Linked DNA regions of Homo sapiens: all the other regions are linked to region 2. A link is a loop called in an ENCODE intact Hi-C map of the cell type or tissue named here. Cell type or tissue: psoas muscle. All regions are shown on one strand. Each heading gives the region's core, and the rest is flanking DNA. Links, peaks and the distances in the headings are about the cores only. Region 1 overlaps USP45 (ubiquitin specific peptidase 45). Region 2 has its middle 140 kb from the start of PRDM13. Region 3 has its middle 15 kb from the start of PRDM13. Region 4 overlaps FAXC (failed axon connections homolog, metaxin like GST domain containing).

Region 1 (5,315 bases), core at 200-5,199, 280 kb before region 2:
GACGTCTAACAGATGCTTATGGTCTTACCTTATCTTTAGATGAAGAATGCTTCTTGGCAGCTCTAGGTTGATGAATATTTTCTATAGTAACATTGCCACTGTATCGATCATGATCTGTCTCCCGTAAACTTCTATATTTATTCATTCTTCCCCAAAGTAAAGGTTTTGAAACCTATGTAAATGCCACATACAGAAACCAAAACCTCTTTAGTAAATAAATTCTGGATGTCCTCATCTTAAAATTTTTGACTGACTTGAAATACAAAAAATTAACAAATTATCAAAATAAAAAGTGTTTAAGAGTTTAAATTCCTTGAGAATAAAAACCATCATACTTTATGCATACTTACACAAACCCCCAAATCAGACTCAATTATGAATACAAACTCAATTATATATAAAAAATAATGACTCTCAGATATCTGGTAATATACTCAACAAATGTTTAAATAAATGATTAAATGTTCTTCACCAAAGCTTCATCATTAGTTTTCTTCTCCTTACCCTTTCTTCTATTATAGGAAGTGAAATATCAATGAATGGATCTTTCACCGTGGAGATCTTAAAAGGAAAACACATTGAAAACTTCAGTTAGAATTCTAATATAAACATACAGTTTTGTAAAGTACAAAGAAATCAAACTTCCCGGGCAACCTAAAATTTTACGTTAAAAACTGTTCCTGAAAAAAATAGCAATTTAATTGGGTATTGCAGCACATTGTTAATCAAAACAAGATATTCTCAAACATCAGTGAATGGTGATCCAATTGAATTTTATATTACTGTCAATATGACTGGCCTGTAATATTTAAAATAACTTAAAAAAACTGTTTAATAAAACAGATTAACTAAAGAGACTAGACATTTTTGGTTAGCTTAGGGCTGTAACATAAGTAAACTATGAAATGTTAAGAAAAAGCCATGAAAAAAAGCAGAGAGCTTGGCTGTGTTTTATAGATTCTTTAAGATAATTTTGTTTTAAAAGATACTCTCTATCTTGTGAGAGAGAAAACAACTTCTGTGTTGAATAGTCTAGAAACTTAAATAATCATGGTCATGCATTCTGTGTTTCAATGTGACAGGCTAGAATGAGATATATTTTATAATCCTGCTTCTTTAAGGCTAGAGAACACAGAAAAATACTCATAATCTGGGACAGGAAAATGAATAAAGGCTCCTTTTACTATTAAAATCTAACAGAAATTTAAACCTATCATACTCTAAGTCATACACTTACAGAAATATTCCTTGCCAAGCAATTGAAAATCTACAAAAAATTCATACATGCTTTAAGTTGTTAAAGATGGCATTCAAAATAAAAATTATTAAGTTCAAAGTGAGTGAAGTCTACACAAAAATCTTTAATACGTCATATAAACTTTAAATCAAAGGTGATATAACCACCCTAAATTATGTTAATACATTAAGTTATTTCTATTGGAATTAGTTTTTTTTTTTTGAAACTGAGTCTCGCTCTGTCACCCAGGCTATAGTGCAGTAGTGCGATCTCGGCTCACTGCAACCCTGCCTGCTGGGTTCAAGTGATTCTCCTGCCTCAGCCTCCCGAGTCATTGGGACTATAGGCACCCACCACCATGCCTGGCTAATTGTTTTGTATTTTTTTAGTAGAGATGGGGTTTCACCATGTTGGCCAGGCTAGTCTTGAATTCCTGACCTCAAGTGATCCGCCGGCCTTGGCCTCCCAAAGTACTGGGATTATAGGCATGAGCCACTGCACCCAGCCTGGAATTACATTTTAGGGCACTGCAACGTAGCACAGTTACTCTCTTCACAGAAGTTTTTCTCTCACTTCAAACAGATAGCTAATGAATTTCAGTATATTAAGATAGGCTAAAACTGCCTCATAGGTGTGTCATGAGGAAAAATAACACAAAAATACATTTACTTTTAAAAATATATAAATTATCACATTTACTTTCTAGGAGTGTAGCGTATAAAAAGACTTTCAAGAATCATTATGTAATCATCTGTCAAATTTTAAAAATGACTGCCAATGATTATATGTGAAAGAAAATATAATAAAAATGATGTGATTGTAATCCATTCCATGCTGAATTGAATTCTAAAGTACCTACATTTGCACATTCTTCACACATGACCGTGCTAGTTAATTCACCAATAAAGATCCGATCTATGAAGTTCATTTTCACACCTTCTTTTCCATATGCTGTAAAAATCATACTTTTTAATGCAAAAAACATGTCAACCATCCATCTAGCAGTATAATAGGCTATCTTCTGGTTATTCAAAAGTAATCTGAATAAGATATTCTGTACTACATTTAATAATACATTTTACTATACATACAACATTCTAAAGTCTTTCTCCTTTACAATTTTGTAGCAGATTTACGACTATCAACTACTTTAGTCTCCAAGAAATAATGAACTATTCTTAAGAGGTAAAACAAAACAACCACTATTCGTACCACACCTCAACCACTCCCATTAAAACTTATAAAACCTCATGTCTAACCAATAAGTACCCAGAAGAATGGAAAAGGAGATTATGCTATCAGGACTACGGATGCCAGGATCACGGCTATGAAAATAACAGTCGTAAAAGGCAAGTGTAAGGAATTAACATAGGTAATTAAGAACTCAAGAACATGGTTATATTTTTAAAAGTTAAAATTATTCTGCTCAGGAAATATTTATAAATTAAAAAAATGCCAATGACTTAGTTTAAAATAACCTGAGGTTGGGAGAAAATGGATTAAACATAAACCATGAACGCAGTTTAAGTTGGGTGACAGATATAAAGGGCTGCATTATGCTATTCTCTCTACTTTAATAAAAATTTGAAACTTTCCATCATAAACCATGGGAGGAAAAAGTATATTAACAAACCTATTCACCCCTCTTTCAAACTTCTTTTTTGAGCCTCTATCTTCAAGTTTCATACAAACAATATTCAAAATCATTTAAAATATTAGAGCACTGAATGACAGAAAACATGTGAATATATCAGTAAACATTAATTAAAATTGTATTTAGAAATACTATAATAATAAAGATATTTCTTCTAGAAAAACTAAAAGGGATTGGAAATAGTACAAAACTGGAAAGAGGGGGAAGAAAAACGGGGCTGTTATTCTAAACATCCACGAGATGGCACTATCTCAACACAAAAGAACAAGGCATATTTGAGCAGCTACGTTTTTTAAAAATCTTGAACCCTTAATTACAATAAAGTGCACAGTAACAATGTGTGTATGTTTGCAAATTATAGACCTGTAGTACATACATTATAAAACCACAAAAACAAAAGTTAGAAAAAAATACAAATAATATTTTTAAATGTCTTCTAAAAATCACTTCATGCTAACATTAGTTAGTATCTCAATGCAGAATATACATTTAGGGCAAGGTATATAAACCCTATATAGTATTGATAATGATAAATAACCAACTTTGATTAGGTAATCATCATTTGGGGCTCATATTTTTATGGATGAATAGCAAACACTAGGAGTAGGCAAAGTGCACTTACACTTGACTTACCAGCACTCTCTTCAATAAACGGTTTATTTGCAGGAGTCTTTGGAGCACTTAAACATTTTGTCTAGTTACATCTAAAAAATATCCATAAATCCATTGATCCAAACACATGTCAAATGATACAATATGATACATATGAACTTCCAAGTGTGGTTGCTACTTTCAACAACCTTTCAAGTTTCCCTTAGAAGACCTCACATAAAGGTATCGGTGTCAATCTGTATACTTGGTATAGCTTTATTCTTATAAATTCACATGAATACATTCTAGCATTTTCTATGTTCCACTAAAGTATTTTTCAGACACTGCAGCAACTACGTCCTCCTTTTAAAGCCACTACTTTGGTGGATTAGTTCACATAATGTTCAGTTCTTTTTCCAACTAAAATAAAATTTTAATATTTTCTTAAAGAAAAAAGTTTTAACAAAGAGTCAACATACCTTTGACTTTTTTTCTAGTTTCATCATCAGCAGTTTTAGTAGTTGGGTTGTTAAATGCTTTTAGAATGCTAGCTTGTATTCGCTGTAAAACAAAGTTAATAGATTCTGGTCTAATAATAGTTAACTCAGGCCTCATCCTCCTAATAAAAGTACTTTCAAACAGCAAGGTACACTGTGGATTTCAGTTCCCTAGTTTGAAAATAAAATGACCAAATTTTTTAAAAAATGTAATTTCTTCCAGGTCTCAAATTCCATGAATAGATTGCTCTAATGTCAAATTTTCCCAAGTAAGAGTCAGAATTTTTACATTTAGGTTCTCTCTTGGATTTAATGTATTTTTATCAGTGTACAAAAAGCAAGCAGCCTAGTCCTGTTGCTTAGCATAAATTAATTTGCCCTCTTTCTTCCTTCTCCCTCTCTCTAAAATGACACTTCTTAATTAGGACCAAAAAAGAAAATAGACCATATGAAATTTATTGTCTATGAAGACCTTTCTATATTAAGAAGCTATCAAGCTGGTTACTATAATCTCTATGCTATGTGGACTACCTCATTTATATACACATATAACTAAAGTCCAAATTTATCAATTAATGTCCATAGCAAGAAGAATCCCCCAAATTTTAATTATGGTTTTACTTGAACTTAGTTGTCAATAATGATTATGTTTTCAGCAGCTCTCAGTAAATGACAAGGTTTATATTAACTATTTCTACATCTCTTGTGTATGTTTTAGGAAAGATCCAATCTCACAGAAAAGTTTCAGAATAAAACTACATACTCCAAGAATAAAACTTAGTAAGTGACCTTTTAACATTAACTATGCCCCTAATTAGTGGATGAATTTTGTCTTCCTAATTCAGATTATGACAGTAGGATGAGGGAAAAGTTTAATTATCTTTCCAAAAAATATATATATAATTAATATATATATAATATATATATATATATTTTTTTTTTTTTTGAGAGTCTTGTTTTGTTGCCCAGGCTGGAGTGCAGTGGTGTAATCACTGCCCACTGCAGCTTTGACTTCTCTGGGTTCAAGTGATCCTACTGCCTCAGCCTCCCAAGTACCTGGGACTATAGGCACACACCATGACACCTGGCTAATTTTTAAAAATTTTTTTGTAGAGATGGGGTTTTGCCATATTGCCCAGGCTGGCCTTGAGCTTCTGAGCTCAAGCAAGCCACCTGCCTCAGCCTCCCAAAGTGCTGGAATTACAGGCATGAGCTGCCACACCTGTTTTTTGTTGTTTGTTTGTTCGTTTTGTAGAGACAGGCTCTTCCTATGTTGCCCAGGCTGGTCTCAAACTCCCAAAGTGCTGGGATTACAGGTGGTGCCTGGTCCTTCCTA
Region 2 (5,315 bases), core at 185-5,184:
CTGACTTAGATTGGTTGAATCTAGAACAGACTCTGTAGGACTCAGCAAATGCAAGATGAAGCAGCACAGCCAGTTAGCAAGCTAAAGCAAGAGAAGAAAGACACCCTTATGGTAGTGGTCATTACTCAGACACACTGCTCACAGCACCAATTAATGTTACCCTCCAGAGGTGGGATGGACACCTGCCTTCCCTCTGCCTCTTTGGATGTCAAGAATGATGACATCACACATGCATCAAGAGAGCACGTAAAGATTTATTGCTCATATAATGAAGCTTTTTGGAAGATTAGGGCAGGCTCTTAGGCAGGTCCAAAAATGGCTTGAGAGTGCAGGGAAAGGAGACTGGTTTGTGGTTTATTGTGGTTAAAGGTTAGGGCTGAGGTGAAGGTTCCCACATGTGGGTTGGGGCTTGCGTTGTTTGAACATCCCACCAGTACCAAAAGAGGGAGTTTATCAGCTTACCCAAAAGTAGACTGGAAGGGGAAGAGAGTGTCCTGGAGCTTGAAAACTCTCTGTAGACAAACATCAAAAATTATAGATACAACCACAATTGGAAAGATAGATTTACAAGGAAACATTATATATGACCCTAAGACAATGATTTTGAAAAACTAGAGAAAATGAATTATTTCCTAGGAAAACACTAGTATTGATTCCCCACAAAATATAAAATCATGATGGACCAATCACTGTAGAAGAGATCAGAAAAGTAAAGATCTATCATTACAAAGGCACCAAGCCCAGATAGTTTTACTACTAAGGACTAGCCAACTTGTAAAGATCAGTTAACTCCTAGATGAAACTAATCTAGAATTATAAGATGACAAAAATTACATAAATGCAAAGTCATTGAAGAAAAGGTTACTACCAACCTAATCCAGCAGGATAGTAAAAGAAAAATCACTTCATAGAGTTTATTTCAGGAATCAAAGAATGGTTCAAGATTAGAAATCTAGCAATAGAAATATCCATACTAATGAATTAAAGGAGAGAAACCATCTAATTATTTCAAGTTACTTCAAATATGATAAAATTTAGTAGTTACTCCTTATAAAAACTCTAGGAGTGGATGAAAATAACTGAAACACAGTAGAGATGAATTACCCACAGTCAATAAAAACTACATTAATTGGTGAAATACTTGTGGGCACTTCTATTAGTAATTAAACACTAAATTACTTAGTAATTAGTGCTTGTTTAGAATTCACATTTCTGGTCCCTGGTCCCACCCTTGAGGTTCTTAATCAGAAGGTCTCCAACAGAACAGAGCTCAGTTTTCAAGTAACACTATTACATAGCATTGACTTAAAGATTCTTTATTCTTTAAATCTGCCACTCACAGTATTCTTTCAAGATTAGACACGAATTGGTAATTATTACAGATGACAGCCACTAATGCCAGATTCTTAAGTGGGAAAATGTGAGATGTTAGGTCTCTCTCTCTCTCTTTTTTTTTTTTTTTTTGAGGCAGGTCTTGCTTTGTCATCCAGGCTGGCATGCCGTGGCGTGATCACAGGGTTCACTGCAGCCTCGACCTCCCAGGTTGAAACAAATCCTCCCACCTCAGCCTCCTGAGTAGCACATGCCACCATGCCCAGCTAATTTTATTTTTTGAAGAGATAGGATCTTCCTATATTGCCCAGGCTGGTCTCGAGCTCCTGGGCTCAAGCGATCCTTCTGTCTTGGCCTCCCAAAGTGCTGAGATTACAGGCATGAGCCACTGTGCCTGGCCTGAGATGTTAGGTCTTTATGGGAGAAGCCAAGATGGAGGCGAGATTCGATAGGTCATGAACAAAGACAGAGCAGGTGGATGCTGCGTAGGGTGCAGGAGAATTATGGTCCAGGAGGCAAGTGGGAAGGGATGGCTTTGTGTGGACAAAAAGTAGAGAAATGCAAGAAATACATAGGACAATTTTTAGAAGTCCAATTCAAGAGTCAGAATGGTGGATAGATGACAAAAGGTGGTTGGTACAGCTCTTTTTGCTTCAGGAGTGAATGGTTTGACAAACTTCTTTAAAAATCGTTAAGTTTATCATAGTCGATGCAAATAGTAAATTCATTGCAGTCCAGGGGCTTCTGCTTGGCAATAAATTCCTCTAAAGTTATTTTTGAAGGGATGAGTCTTTGAGCTGTTGCCAAGGCTAGAAACAGTTTCCACTCTTGCTTTGATATCTTTAATGTGCTGACATTCGAATACAATATTTCAGATATGTGGAGAATGCAGGAAGGGATGGGCTGGGTATTGTGGTCACAGGAGTGACTGGATTGGAGCTGATGATACAAATGTGCCACTTCTTTGGGGATTCATGCTTTAGAGCAGTGTTTCTCATGATCCTGCTGTATTAGAACAACCTTAGATATTTCTTGAAAATTGAGCTCTGTTCTGTTGCAGACATTCTCATTAAGAATCTCAAGGGTGGGAGCAGGGACTGGAAATGTGAATTCTAAACAAGTTTCTCAGGTGTGTGTCCTAAGCACCCTCAAGCTTGAGATACTAGGAGAGATAAACAGCAGAGCAAATGTGCTCAGAGTGTTTTTTGTTTAAAATCTTGCTCCTTCACATTGTCTTTTTATTATGCTTTTATGTGATGTGTCTTTTATTCATAAAACACTTTTTATTTTATTATTATTTTTTAATACAGAGTGTCACCATGTTGCCCAGGCTGGTATCTGGCTCCTGAGCTCAAGCTCAGCCTCCCAAGGTGCTAGAATTATAGGCGTGAGCCACCGTGCCCAGCCACAATCTATTTTTGATGATAACAAGGAGTCCAGTTGTGTAATGTTCTTAGTCTGGTATCAAATTTGAAGACATGACTTGTAAACATTTGGCTACTCGACCCACACTGCCATCTAGTGAAATTTGTGTAAATTACAGCCAGCTGTAGCACAAGTACTTTAGCGTTGGGGAGTTTAGGGCTAGGCAATTCATGTATGATGCAAATGAATACACTTTCTGAATAGATGTCCTTTCACAGTGATTAGTCTCACTGTCAGGGGACCACGGCTATTACATTACAACGTTGCTTTGTAAGTATTTAGAATTTATTTGTTGGCTTTTTTCCCCCTTACATATTTTGTATCTGTCTGTTTGTCCATCCTAGTGGAGTTAGTTATAATTTGTTCAGAACATTATGAATAAGAACCCTAAGTACTTTCTAAAAATTTTACCTTTAATAAGTATGAGTTTTCATTGAAGTCAAAGACATTTTGTGAATAATTCTTTAAATACTTTTTGTTAATTTAAAGGGAAAAAAGGAAAAAAAACCCTCATATTAGGACATTTTTGAGAGAATACATACTAGATTTTAAAAAAATTGAAGCATATGAATTAATATTAGCATTTACATATTGTATAAGAAACATATACGTTTTAATAAAATTTACTATACTCTTACAATATTAGTATCAATCTGAAAATCTTCTAATATATGTTAGTAGTAAGTTGAATAAGATATTGAAATATTACAGATCCATAAGCTTAATATTATCTTGTGGTTCATGAGTAAAAACAATTATAGTTATTATTTAAGCTTTGTGAAAATATTCATGTGTATGGTTACATAGTCATATTTACGTATACATAATTATCTTATTACTGTCAAAGTATATGTAATGAAATCACAAATGTACTTCATTACTCTTACATAATTGCAGGTTCAGATATATAGTAACAAAAGTATTTAAGTTTTATAGATAATAAAGTATAATACAATCTTTTTCATAAGACATTTAGACCTAATAGAGATTGCTTTAATGATAGCTTATATTAAGATCTTCAGGTGTGGTGGCTCAAACCTGTAGTCCCAAAACTTTGGGAGGCCGAGGCCAGGGGATCACTTGAGCCAAGACCAGCCTGGGAAAAATAGTGAAACCTCATCTCTACAAAAGATACAGAAATTAGCCGGGTGTGGTGGTGCATGCCTTTAGTTCCAGCTACTAAGGAGGCTGAGGTGGGAGGATCGCTTGAGCCTGGGAGGCCAAGGTTGCAGGGAGTGGTGATGGTACCATTGCACTCCATTCAACCTTGGGCGACAGAATGAGACTTTGTCTCAGAAAAAAAAAATCTGGCTGTGATTAGGTTAACATCAAAAAAGTTCTGGACAAGAAAAAAGGGGTAAAGAGTCTTAACAGGGGTAATGGGATGAATGGTTCTCACTTCTTTATTTCCTTAAAATAGCTGAAATCCCAGGAATTGTATTGTTTTTTCTGATTTTAAAAGGATCACACACTGATGACTTTGTTTTGCTCCCTAGGTTTCCTGACACCTTGAAGATCACTTGGCACATTGTATGTGCTAAATAAATATTAGCTGATGAACCCGGGAGGCGGAGGTTGCAGTGAGCTGAGATCGCGCCACTGCACTCCAGCCAGGGCGACAGAGTGAGACTCCATCTCAAAAATAAATAAATAAATAAATGGATAAATAGTAAAAATATTTAGCTGAATGCATAAACGAATCATAAATGTTCAATATAGAGTGACTCCCTACTTTAATACTGTAGAGATAATCACTGTTAACAATTTGCTGTATATTTCTCTAAATTTTTAAATGCATACGTTAACCTGTATATTATCTTAGAAAAAAAGACTACATTCTATATACTTTTGCAACATTGTCTTTCGCTTAGCAATATCTATGCCAGTAGTAATATCTATATTTACCTCACTTATTGGACATATAGTATTTAATTATATGAAGATGAATAAGTCATCACATATCTAGTCAGCCTTCCTCTGGGATATTTGGTTTACTTCTGGTGTTTTTTATCTCCAAATATAAGCTATGGTGTAACAAACATCTGAGTAAATGTATTTCCATGTACAAAAATCTGTGTGTACAGTTGACCCTTGAACAATGTGGGAGTTAGGAATGCTGATCATCGTCCCCAACCCCGGGTCCCTATGCAGTAGAAAATTCATGTATACCTTTTGACTTCCCAAAAACTTAACTAATGGCCTACTGTTGACTGGAAGCTTTGCTGATAACAGAAACTGTCATTAACACATATTTTGCATGTTGTAGGTATCATCTACTGTACTCTCACAATAAACTAGTGAAAAGAAAATATTAAGAAAATCATAGAGATGAGAAAATATGTTTACTATTCATTAAGTGGAAGTGGATCAGCATAAAGGTCTTCATCCTTATTTTCTTCATGTTGAGTAGGCTGAGGAGGAAGAGAAGGAGGAGAAAGAACTGTTGGTCTTGCTGTCTTGTGGTGGCAGAGGTAGAAGAAAATTCCAGTATAGGTTGACTTGTGCAGTTCAAACCTGAGTTGTTCAAGGGTCAACCGTGTATATGTGTGTTTGTGTGT
Region 3 (5,315 bases), core at 241-5,240, 150 kb before region 2:
AAGCGATCTGCCTAATAGAGGGAACGCCAGCTGAGACCAGCGCAAGGCGGGCGCTGGGTGGCGTGCGCGACTGCAAAGTCTGGCATGCCCAGGTTCTGCTCCTTGGGCTCCTGCTGCGTGAGCCGATCTGCAGATCCAGCAAAAGACCCGAGAGCGGCTTGAACGCCAGATGATTCCTCCCTGAGGATGCGCCCCAGGCGTTCTGCCCTGGCTCCCAGCCGCCTCCCGGTGCTCCGGGGTTCGGCCTCACACACCTGTCGACCGCGTCGGCCCAGCTGCGGCCCAAGCCTGTGGGACTCCGGGGAGCGAGGCGCCCCCTGCTCCAGGCTGGGAACCAGAAATGCAGCAGGGCCTCAAAAAGAAACAAAATTCTTTCCCTCGGGGTTGCTGCTGCCGCACAACCTTACCCAGCCCGCTCTGCGGATGGGTCGTAGATTCCGGCTGGAAGCCGGAGGAAGTGCATAGAGGGCAGCTTCAAAAGCCAAGGCTGCGCTGCTTTGCGCGGGGCTTCTTCCCTCGCGTGCCCGCGCCGGGTGCCGGAGCAGCCTCCGCAAGCTGCTTTCATCTCGGTCTGCCGGGGCAGGGTCGAACCGCAGCTGTGGGGCTTCCTCTCCAAGCTTCGATTTGAGCTGGATGGAGACAGAAGAGACCGTGGTGCCCAGAGGCCAGTCTCACGGGGGATGGGGGCGGGTGGGATGGGATCAGAAAAAGCTTGAAATTCCTCCTGTACCTTAAACCTAAACAGCTGCGAGAGCCCCAGAGCAGGAAGCGCGGCTGCGGCTGAGAAGCTGGAGGAGGACCGGGGCGGGGAGGAGTAGCCCCAGCAGCAACAGCAGCCAGCCCGGGGGCGTCCTCTCCCAGCGGTGACCAGGGCCAGCCTTTGCCAGCCTGCCCGTCCTCGGACTCCTGGGGAACGTACACACAGCCTTTTGCTTAAGCAAGGCGCTCTGAAGCCGAATTACGTCTGCCTGGCATCCCGAAACACTGACGGCCCTGCTATGGCTGTGGGCAAATTCAGGGGTGGGGGTGTGAGGGGGGGACTAGCAGAGAAAGAGTTAATCTCCCAAGAGGAATATACATCAGTACTCTCCTGTCACTTGCTTTTTATTTAATGTTAATGTTAGACTTCACCAGATATTTCAACTGACAATTTCAACATTTTCACCTACAGAATTTCCTGGAAGGAAAAAAAAGCTTCTTAGTAAACATGTTTCTCTGTCTATGCTTCATAATATTGTCCACTATGGACACAGGAAACCAATCAACCGTTAACAATCACAGACATCATTTTGTGGTGCTTTTTCTTAGGGTATGAATACTTACATTGACTGCAGGTTTAGTTGAACTATAATTGTAACTCTTTGACTAAATGGAACTGATTTTAAATATTCAAACCTTTTTAAACAAAAGTAATAGGGCACGATGGCACTCGCAGCTGTTGGGAGGCTGAGGCAGGAGAATCGCTTGAGCGGAGGAGTTTGAGTTCCGCCTGGGCAACACAGGGAGATCCTGTCTTAACAAAAAAAAAGGTAAACAGTTAAGCATGAGAAAAATAATCTTTCCAGTCTTCCTAGTCTTCCAGAAGGCAGTGACTGACGTCCCTCAAACCATCGACTTTGGTACATTTTCTCCAGAGGATCAAAACCTAGGCCTGACTCTGGCATGGAGCCTGGAACAATGCAAGTAAATTAGACATCCTTTTCCTATGTATGACTGTGCCTTTCTTTGTCATGGTCACCAGGCTCTCCAGACTTTTTGAAAACTACGTAACAGTTACCTTGCAGTGCTCCTGAAAACACGGGGGAAGTTCATATTTGAGAGGCCTGGGAGGGGCTAGGATGATCCTAGTCAAGCACGAGCAGAGCTGCCGCACAGTGAGTGCTCATTGTGTGTTCATGGAAAGCATGAATGATGGTCATACCAAGAGAGGGGCTACCAAACTCTTACAGACGAATGTGAGCGCCAGGATCTCTTTTATTATTATTGATGTCATTATCATCAGTAAAAAAGCATTTAATGAAATTATTTTAAAAGGCTTCTTGCCTAGGGAGTCCAATACCAGCTTGGTACAGTCACAGAGGGCATCTGCCTTCCTTCCCCTCGTCGCCTTCCTCCCACTGTGCGAGCTTCGGAACCCTAAGGCCGGTTCACTGCGCATTGTCCCCGACAAGTTAGCAGCGCTCCCCGAGGGGTGTGAGGCACCAGGTAGGGTGCAGGGCGCGAGCGCGGGGCGGTGGTGCCCGGCGGGGGTGGGGTGCCCACGGACGCAGCCGCCTAGCTCTGCCGGCCGTCCTGAGGCAGCTGCTGGCGCCCGCCGGGAGGCGCGTGGCCACTTGCACTTCAGCGCGCGGTTCTCTCTCCGCAGGCTGCTTTCTAGGATTTGAAAGGGCCATAGCGACAGAAGTCGATCTCTAAGAAGGCATAAACTCGGCCTGAGACGTGGGGGGGAGACACTGCAGAGAAGAGGCCAAGTTCCAGCGCAGAAGGGGGGTTCCGCGGGGCCCTGGGATTGAGGAGACAGGAGCGAGCCTTCCCTTTCCGTCCTCTCAGGAAAACAGCCTGACCTGCTGGCACGTCCACCCCCAACAGAAGAGGGACCCCGGCGCGGCGTCCTTACCATCCCCATCCCCCGACCCCTGAGGAAGCCAGGGCTCTCTTCTTTCCCTGGGCGCCTGTCACAGGGGCAGAGGCTGGGCCTCGAGCTTTTCTGCACGTGAGCTCGGTGGTCCAGCAGAGTCTTCTGGCTCCCGGGAAAGCAGCGTGGCGCCGCCCCAGCCCCCAGTCCCCAGACTAGGGATTGGGACGTCAGTCATTGGCTGCAGGTTACTGGTCTGGGCTGGGCCCGCAGAGATCCCAAGCGCTCCTCTGTCGGTGCTTCCTCAGCGTCTGCGTTTCCGCAGATGCCCGAGGTCAGACAGTTTCGCAAGGGGGCTGAAGAGCCAAATGGGGAAACTGATGGAGCCTCACAAGTTTATTCCTTTCCCACGTCTGTGTTTGTCTAAGGGTGCTTTCTGTGCGGCTTTCTGAACTTGAGCATCACTTTGATGGAATGAAGTACAATCTTATGCCCTGAGCAATAACTTCTTATCGGCGATGACCCATTTAATCACTGGAAAATCTAATTGCATTGCTCCAGAGAGAGAAGTCTTTTTGAGATTCCAGCGTTCACTGTAACATTTCTTGTATCAAGAATGTAGAATCGATTGTTCACATTTATTTTCAGAAAAGGAGATAGAGTTGTAATGTTCTTACAAGTTTCTAACCAGTTTTTAAAAGACCAAACAATACTGAAAGGTAAATTAATTGCAAGCATAGGAGGCAAAACATTAGTTAGAAAAATTAGTCAAAACACCCTCTCATTTCAATTCCCAATGTGCAAGAGAAAGAAGCAAATCAAAATACCCACATCTCACATTTAGGTTACAGAAACTATTGCCTAATTATTCAAACAAACACCTAACATTTCTTTATTCTTTGATGTGGATATTGGTTTCTGTCCTCAGGTTTGTTTCCTCACAATTGATTGCTGCTTTTCTAAGAATCTCATTCTCACAAAACATGCAAACACAGAAATAATGGAGACTGTTTTCTTTTAGACACCCTTTTTAAGATGAAAGAAAACGGTTCCCATGTACTTCCAAAACACTTGCTCTCACTTGTTTTTTTTTTTTTTTTGCCATAATTGTTTCACATGCCTGTTCCTAAACCAGTCAAAAATGAAGGTAAAGGAACTACCATGACTGACTTAAGTTAATCAAGTTTCACCTCTTGGAGTCTGGAGGGACTTTGCATTCCCTAAAGCACTTGACCACTTTTACACAAACTCAGGGTTCTGCTAGCAAAAAACATATGGGGATGATGGTTTTTGGGTTGATATCTTAATATCTTCCATACCTGTGATCAGTCACAATCCCCAGTTTGTTGGCTATCTCTTGTCTAAATAGTTTACCTTCTCACATTTCTAGACCACTGATCATTTGAATCAAGGCAGTCTCCCCCACATTTATCTCTGTTGTATTTAATTATATTCATTCAGAGGAGGGGTAGCTATCTATTATCTGTCATTGAATAACTAATTGGTTATTAAAACTTAGTGACATAAAACAACACTTTATTTTTTCACCATTCTGCAATTTGGGTTGGGCTTACCTGGATGGATCTTTCTCTAGTCTCACCTAGGCTCACTAAGTGGCTATACTCATTTGGTGGAGAGCTGAGGGCTGGACCTTTTGCTCTGTGTGGTCTTTTGAGAAGACTAGATCAGGCTTCTTCATATGGCAATCGATAGCATATTAAAAGGGGATGACACAAATGTGCAAGTGCTGAAACTTCTGCTTGTGTCACATTTACTGATGTCCCACTGACCAGAGCAAGTCATATGGCAAAGCTTAAGATCATTATGAAAGGAGATTATGCAAGAGCATGAATACCAGGAGGTTCAATTCACTGGGGATGATTATGTAACAGTTTGCTACAGGAAATTAACCCCAGAAGAGAGAAAAAACAATCACTGGAAAAATTATGTGGAAATCAAAAGAGCCATTATTTTTGGCAATATTACACAACTTCTCTAAGCTGTGACTGAGTGAAATGTAAAAATCAGAGAATGAGAGTATGAATTCTACGGAATAAAACTTTTGCTATGCATGATTTGTTATATATTTAAAAAATTAAAAATAAGTATTTAAAAACTGAATTCATGTATGCTATGAGGGCAACAGAATAAGGTAAAGGATAAAGATGAAGCATCTTTCTAGATATTTTTCATATTCAGAAACAACCAAGTCCTGTCCTGACTTCTCTGTCAATTGGTTTTATTTTATCCAGCATCATTGGGTTATAAAAAACAAAGTTAAATTGTTGTTAAAACAAGAACCAGAAAATTGCCTTCAACTTGTCAACTTCATTAATTACTCGGCAACATATTCTAATGATGAAAGAGTAAGTAGCTTCTGATTGCTGCTCTGTGTCAAGCTCCTCTTTCTGAGGCAAGTAGGCACTGAAATGTCTGTCATGTTATCACAGAAGAGAAAAACTTTTGCTGAATTATATTTTTTCTTATAAAGTATTTAATCCAGATGCTGTCCTGCAGAATCCACACCTCCCTATATTTTCAGTTATACTAATCAGTGAATCATTCCATTTTTATCTGTTGCTCAAGTATAGAATCTTATTTCTAATAGCTTCTCACTTCCTCCTTTCTTTAACTTTTTTCTTCCATCACTTTATCATCTATTTCTCTCTACTGAATTCTTTCTTATTATTTCTTTCTATCAAGTCATCTCAACCCTCACATGAGTCATGATGAAGCAGGT
Region 4 (5,315 bases), core at 113-5,112, 420 kb before region 2:
TCACACCTATGACTTCACACTCATGTCTCCCATATCCAGCCCTCTCTCCTGATATCCATGGATACTATGTGGATGACCCTCAGGAACTGCAAACCAACATTTCCAAAACTGCACTCATCATCTTTGTTCCATTCAAACCTGATTCTCCTCACCCAAGCCAGAATCCCAGGAGTTTTTCTTCACTGACCCCTCTCCCTCACTCCTGACAGCCAGTCACCCTGTGAATTTGCCCTTTCTCCAACTCTATAAACACTGCAGTTCAGCCCTTCATTATTTCTTAACTACAAGGAACATGGCCTCCTACCAGGTCCCCTGACATCCCCTCAAGGCCCTTCAGAAATGATTTGCTCCAATGTATACAAAGAGCTTCCTAAACACAAACCTAATCATAAGAGTAATGCTTCTTAGAGTCATTCATTAATACCCCACAGCTCCTTTGCATGGCATGCCAGCCCCTCTCCCCACAGTCTAACCCCTCTATGACCTGGCCCTTCTTGGGCCCCATCTCCCAGCACTGACTCCCATGCACCCCATGCACAAGCCATACAGAATTACATGCACCTCCCTGCTATAGACTGAACGTTCATGTCCCTCTAAAATTCATGTGTTGAAACCTAACCCCCAGTGTGTTGGTATGTGGAGGTGGGGCCTTTGGGATTATGATTAGGTCATAAGGGCAGAGCCCTCATAAATGGGATGAGTGCCCTTATAAAAGAGACCCCAGAGAGCTGCCTTGGCCCTTCCACCATATGAGGTTACAGTGAGAAAGATGACCATCTATGAGTCAGGAAGCTGGCCCTCGCCAGACACCAAATCCACTGATGCTTTGATCATGGACTCGCCAGACTCTGGAGCTGTGAGAAATAAACTTCTGCTCTTTATGAGCCACCCAGTCAAAAGTATTCTGTTATGACAGCCCAAACGGCCTAATATACTCCCCAAATGCCTCCTTCTTGCCTCTAAACTTGTGCAGATGTTGCTCCCTCTGCCTAGACATCCTAACCTTTCCCGACCACCAGCCCCTTCATCTGCCACTCCCAACTGTCCTTGGATTCCGTTTTGACAATACCTCCTCTGCAAAGCCTTCCCCCCTTCTCTCTAGTGATAGCTGGCTGCCTTTTCTTGGTTCTTCAAACCCTCCCCCAGCATTAACCATTACAAAGCCTTGATGTCTGCCTCCAGCCTTTGAGCCACTTGATAACAGGTATACATACCATCCTGGCCACTAACACTCATTCATTAAGTTTGCAGAAATAATGAATTATTGATTAAATGAAAAAAGGCTTTGCTTTTGAGCCAGCTACTGCTAAGTAGTGTTTCTAAGAGATGACACATACTTAAATAGAAAAATGGGAAAAGAGAACAAAGAGATGTGCCTACGGAAAATGAAGAAGGGGCTGCCACTTTTCTCTTGGAATCCATGGCTCTTCACTCTCCACTGGGAGGAGACCCACTGCAAAAGGAATCATGAATCATTAACTGAAGAGGACAGAGAGGGTCAATTTGGAAAGCTGACAAGGCTAAGCAATTAACTTATCATTTTGAGGATCTATTTCAAGAAGTTGAAATACTAATTTTCCTTATCACAACGAATGTATCTAATCTCTTCTGCAAAAATGGGGTCAAAGAGATTTTTTAAAAGACTATCTTAGAACAGAGGAACAAAACCTGCTCAAAAATGTTTACAGGTGAACAAGAAAATGGTCAAAGAGAAGCTGACCCCTGGTATTTTAATGAAGATATCATGCATTATAACTTAATACCTGGCCCGTGATAGAAATGAATATTTATAAGTGGGAACCCATAACAAACTACAATTTGATGACTGAGTATCAACACCTGGACTTCCAACTCATGAGAATGCCTTTCTCTGCATAGGGCTACATCCTTGCTGTCTTTTGCTTATACTCTGAATATCTACTCAAGAATACAGGAGCATATGGTATGTTTCTGTAGTTTCACCAAGTTTCACAAGCATTACATCAACTCCCCCAAACAGGGGCCCTCGCTACATCTAAAACTGGGGTGGGGAGAAAAGAAAGAAAAGGAGAACATATGAACAAAGTTATAAACAGAAAGAGTAGTCTCTTGGCTTTTAGAAAAGATCTTGGTTAAGTCAATTTATGAAACTATCCCATCTTCCCCCATCTCCTGAACTACACTCAAAATTGTAAAATTATGGCCAACCTAGAAGCAAGTTTGAATTCACTGTTCTAATGCCTGTGTGTATGTGTGCACGCGTGCACACATACACACAGGCATTAGAACAATTTTTGTTATTTTTTTTTAGAGACATGGTCTCACTCTGTCGCCCAGGATGTAGTGCAGTAGCGCGATCACGGCTCAATGCAGCCTCGAACTCCTGGGCTCAAAAGATCCTCCCGCCTCAGTCGCCACCACACCTGACTGTTTTGTAGAGAGAGGGTTTTGCCATGTTGCCCAGGGTGGTCTCGAACTCCTGGGCTCAAGCAATCCTCCTACCTCAGCTTCACAAAGTGCTGAGATTACAAGCACGAGCCACCACGACTGGCCCTAATGCCTATATTTTTATGGGTGAAAATATTATAATAACTAGATAGTCTGAAAATGATACCCATATGGGGTTGAAAGACTCTGAAGACGCTCACTGACATCCACAAGGGGGCAGTATGTCACACTGAAGAAGCTGCAGTGTGTGTCACCCAAAATCAGTTTCATTCCAGTCATTTGACCCCGTGTCAAGTTGACTTCCCTTTACACCAGCTTCTCTGTACTTATGTATTCAGTACAACAAAGGGGATTTTTAAAAACTGTGTTCTTGATCTTCAGTAACAGTTTTTATAATGCAAGGGGGACATCAGTGTATAGATTTCAAGTGGAAGAAAAGCCACTTTAGAGCTGAGTGTGTTTATTTGAATAGACCTAAAACAGTTTCAGAATTATGTGATGTAATATAACAATGCTAGCTTTCCATTGCCTTTGCTTTTCATAAAATCATGCCTGGGGTGTTTTTAAGGTTTCAGGCCAACATAAACATATGAAAACTCCACATAATTGAATCAATTGAGTCAAACAAGGTAGGCTTATTAAATTTCCTCTTCTGGCTATGTGAGTATAGACACAACCTAGGAGCTCACTGACTGTTAGAATTTAACAAGATATCACGGAAAGCTCATACCTATAATATTTTCCTACAAATTTTGGTCAGATCCCTATATGCTGGGCCTCAGCTTCCACAGGTAGACATTTTGTGTGTGGCCTTGGAACCAGAAGAGCAGAGGATGGGAGGTGCCTGAGGGAAGAGTATCTGAAGATTCTCTGCCTGGGGCATGGGGAAAGGAGGGTCTTTTCTCCATTGGGATTTAGAGCTCTCCTAAAAGTCTCTTCAGGTTTTCCCCAAAGCAAGAAGTTGGCTAAAGGCTTGAGAACCTTAAGAAACAGATTTGTTTTTCCTTCTGCTACTAGGGACTAAATAGAACTGTGGGAATTAGCAGTGTTGCTTTGAAAGTTTATTAGATATGTGCATCTCAATCAAGACCTTGCCTCCCACCCTCACTATTTTTTCCTCAAATTAACCATTGAGAAGACATAAGCAAGAAATAATAGCTAACCCCTCCAACATTTTTCAAATTAAAAAGTGAATTAGAGAAATAAAATTGTCCTTAGAAGAGTCTACATATGACCCAAGCAGATCCCCAAGCCTTTGGAAATTTGTAGTCCACAAAATTAAGATCTTTTCCCACGGGGTACCACTTCCCAACTCTCACCTCCATCCCTTACCCCACCCACACTCCACCCCGCATGGAGTATCAGCTCGGGGCTGGTGAAGGAAGAGATGGAAAGGGCAGGGCAGGGATGAATTTTTAGCAAGGAGTAAAGTTATGTAAAATGATATGTACGCACACACAGAACAAAAAATAGTGATGTGTGGTAGTTGGAAATGTTGCTGGGTCAAAAACTTTCTAAGGGGAATATATATTTTCTAAACCATTATGGAAATCAAAGAGTTGTAGCCAAAGTGACAACTAAAATGTATGGCTTTCAGCTTTTCAGACAGCTAACAAAGCAACAGCTCTGGCAATCAATGGGCCCATCAATCAAATGAGGTAGTGCCTTGGAGGGCCTCTGTCGAGGGAAGGAACATGGGTCACGTGGCCTTGTGCAGGTCCTTCCTTTCCCTTCACAGCAGCAGAACTGACTGGAGCCTAGTAAGCAAGTGTGATGGGCTCTTCGCAAGGCCTTTCTCAGAAGCTAAGTTTTTCCTGGAAGCTATGCATGTCAGATGCAGTCATGCATTCTGGTTCCCTGTGACTGTGACTGCTGCACACCTTGGGAGGGGAGCCCCAACAGTTCCCTACCACTATTGTAAGGAAAATACCTGGTTCATTCCATGAACACTGAGTCTGATTACTTCCACACTAATCTGTACCCCTGTCTCCAGCCTCTCCCCAGCCCCCTCCTTGCTGCCTACTCTATCACCTCTTTAGGGAGTGGTGGGTAGAAGTGGAGCTTAGGTCAGCCCTGGAATAAACTGGGCAAGAATCAAAAGTAAAAAGAGAAAAAGAAGAGGGTCACTTAAAATCCAAGAGATAGGAACAGCAAGTTCTCCATTTAGAAAGAGAGTAGAATAAATGAAATAGGGGAGGAGGAGAAGAAAGAACCTTCTCCAGTCAAGCCCATATTGAGGATATCACTCAGCGGGAGAGGTTTAATAAAAGCTACTGGGCCAGCATCTGCCTGCAGATAACAATTAATGCCAAAAACAATGGGCTTAACAACTCTTAATTCAATCTTTGGAAAAAGATAAAGTTTGCAGAAATCAAGAGAAACTTTCTCTATCTACTGGGGTGTAGAGAAAGGTGCAGAAACTCCAGAAAATGGATGAAAGAAAAATTTCAAAAACCATAGACTAATGAGTTTGTAAAGCAAGAACCATATCTTCTTAACTCACATGGTACCACCGCCAGCTCAAGGCTACAAAAAACAGAACAGGGAAAACTCATCAACTCGTGTGATGGTTCAAACTTGGGGAATACAAACTAGGAGTTTGCAATCAAGCCAAAGAAAATCCAGAAAGGAGTAGTATGCTTTACTTCTGGAACATACAGAAGCTCTTGTTATCTATGGACAATTGACCCTAGGAATTCTATCTTGACTTAGTCTTCCATTCCCTCCTCTGAGTCTCTGACATAATATTATTTTAATTCAACAGTTTATACAGTATTGGTAAAAAGCCCTGAGTCCAATCAATTCAACTATCTTCCTCAACTCAGTGAGTTCTAGTCTAGATCAAGGCCCATCAAATTATAGTCCACAGGCTAAGAAGTTTTTACATT

The links. A loop is a pair of places that touch in the nucleus more often than their neighbours do. Peaks named below come from ENCODE experiments on the same cell type or tissue, not always from the same donor. Only the 100,000 strongest peaks of a DNase experiment are listed, where the experiment ranks them.
Region 1: it touches region 2 in a loop (9-fold over the local background); 95 of 110 quality-filtered maps call a loop at or near these places.
Region 3: it touches region 2 in a loop (4-fold over the local background); 59 of 110 quality-filtered maps call a loop at or near these places.
Region 4: a loop joins it to region 2, with 2.7 times the contacts of the local background. A loop is called at or near these places in 28 of 110 quality-filtered maps.

What each region holds. Positions count from the first base shown.
Region 1 is chr6:99,464,576-99,469,890 of GRCh38, forward strand. USP45 (ubiquitin specific peptidase 45) reads right to left here. Exons shown (of 18, transcript NM_001346022.3): 10 at 3,962-4,043; 11 at 2,097-2,188; 12 at 505-561; 13 at 29-172. Among named protein-coding and RNA genes, the nearest start is that of PNISR, 42 kb to the left of the region's middle. In psoas muscle, for the core only: a CTCF peak has its summit at 3,141 (motif pointing right); no DNase peak of the experiment used is centred there.
Region 2 is chr6:99,743,627-99,748,941 of GRCh38, forward strand. No RefSeq gene overlaps it. Among named protein-coding and RNA genes, the nearest start is that of PRDM13, 140 kb to the left of the region's middle. In psoas muscle, for the core only: a CTCF peak has its summit at 2,871 (motif pointing left); a DNase peak (open chromatin) is centred at 2,715; H3K27ac peaks cover 422 bases.
Region 3 is chr6:99,588,679-99,593,993 of GRCh38, forward strand. No RefSeq gene overlaps it. Among named protein-coding and RNA genes, the nearest start is that of PRDM13, 15 kb to the right of the region's middle. RefSeq lists an enhancer at 469-638. In psoas muscle, for the core only: no CTCF peak of the experiment used is centred there; a DNase peak (open chromatin) is centred at 2,303; H3K4me3 peaks cover 1,620 bases; H3K27me3 peaks cover 5,000 bases.
Region 4 is chr6:99,327,628-99,332,942 of GRCh38, forward strand. All of the region lies in intron 3 of FAXC (failed axon connections homolog, metaxin like GST domain containing), which reads right to left. Among named protein-coding and RNA genes, the nearest start is that of FAXC, 19 kb to the right of the region's middle. In psoas muscle, for the core only: a CTCF peak has its summit at 2,643 (motif pointing right); no DNase peak of the experiment used is centred there; H3K27me3 peaks cover 301 bases.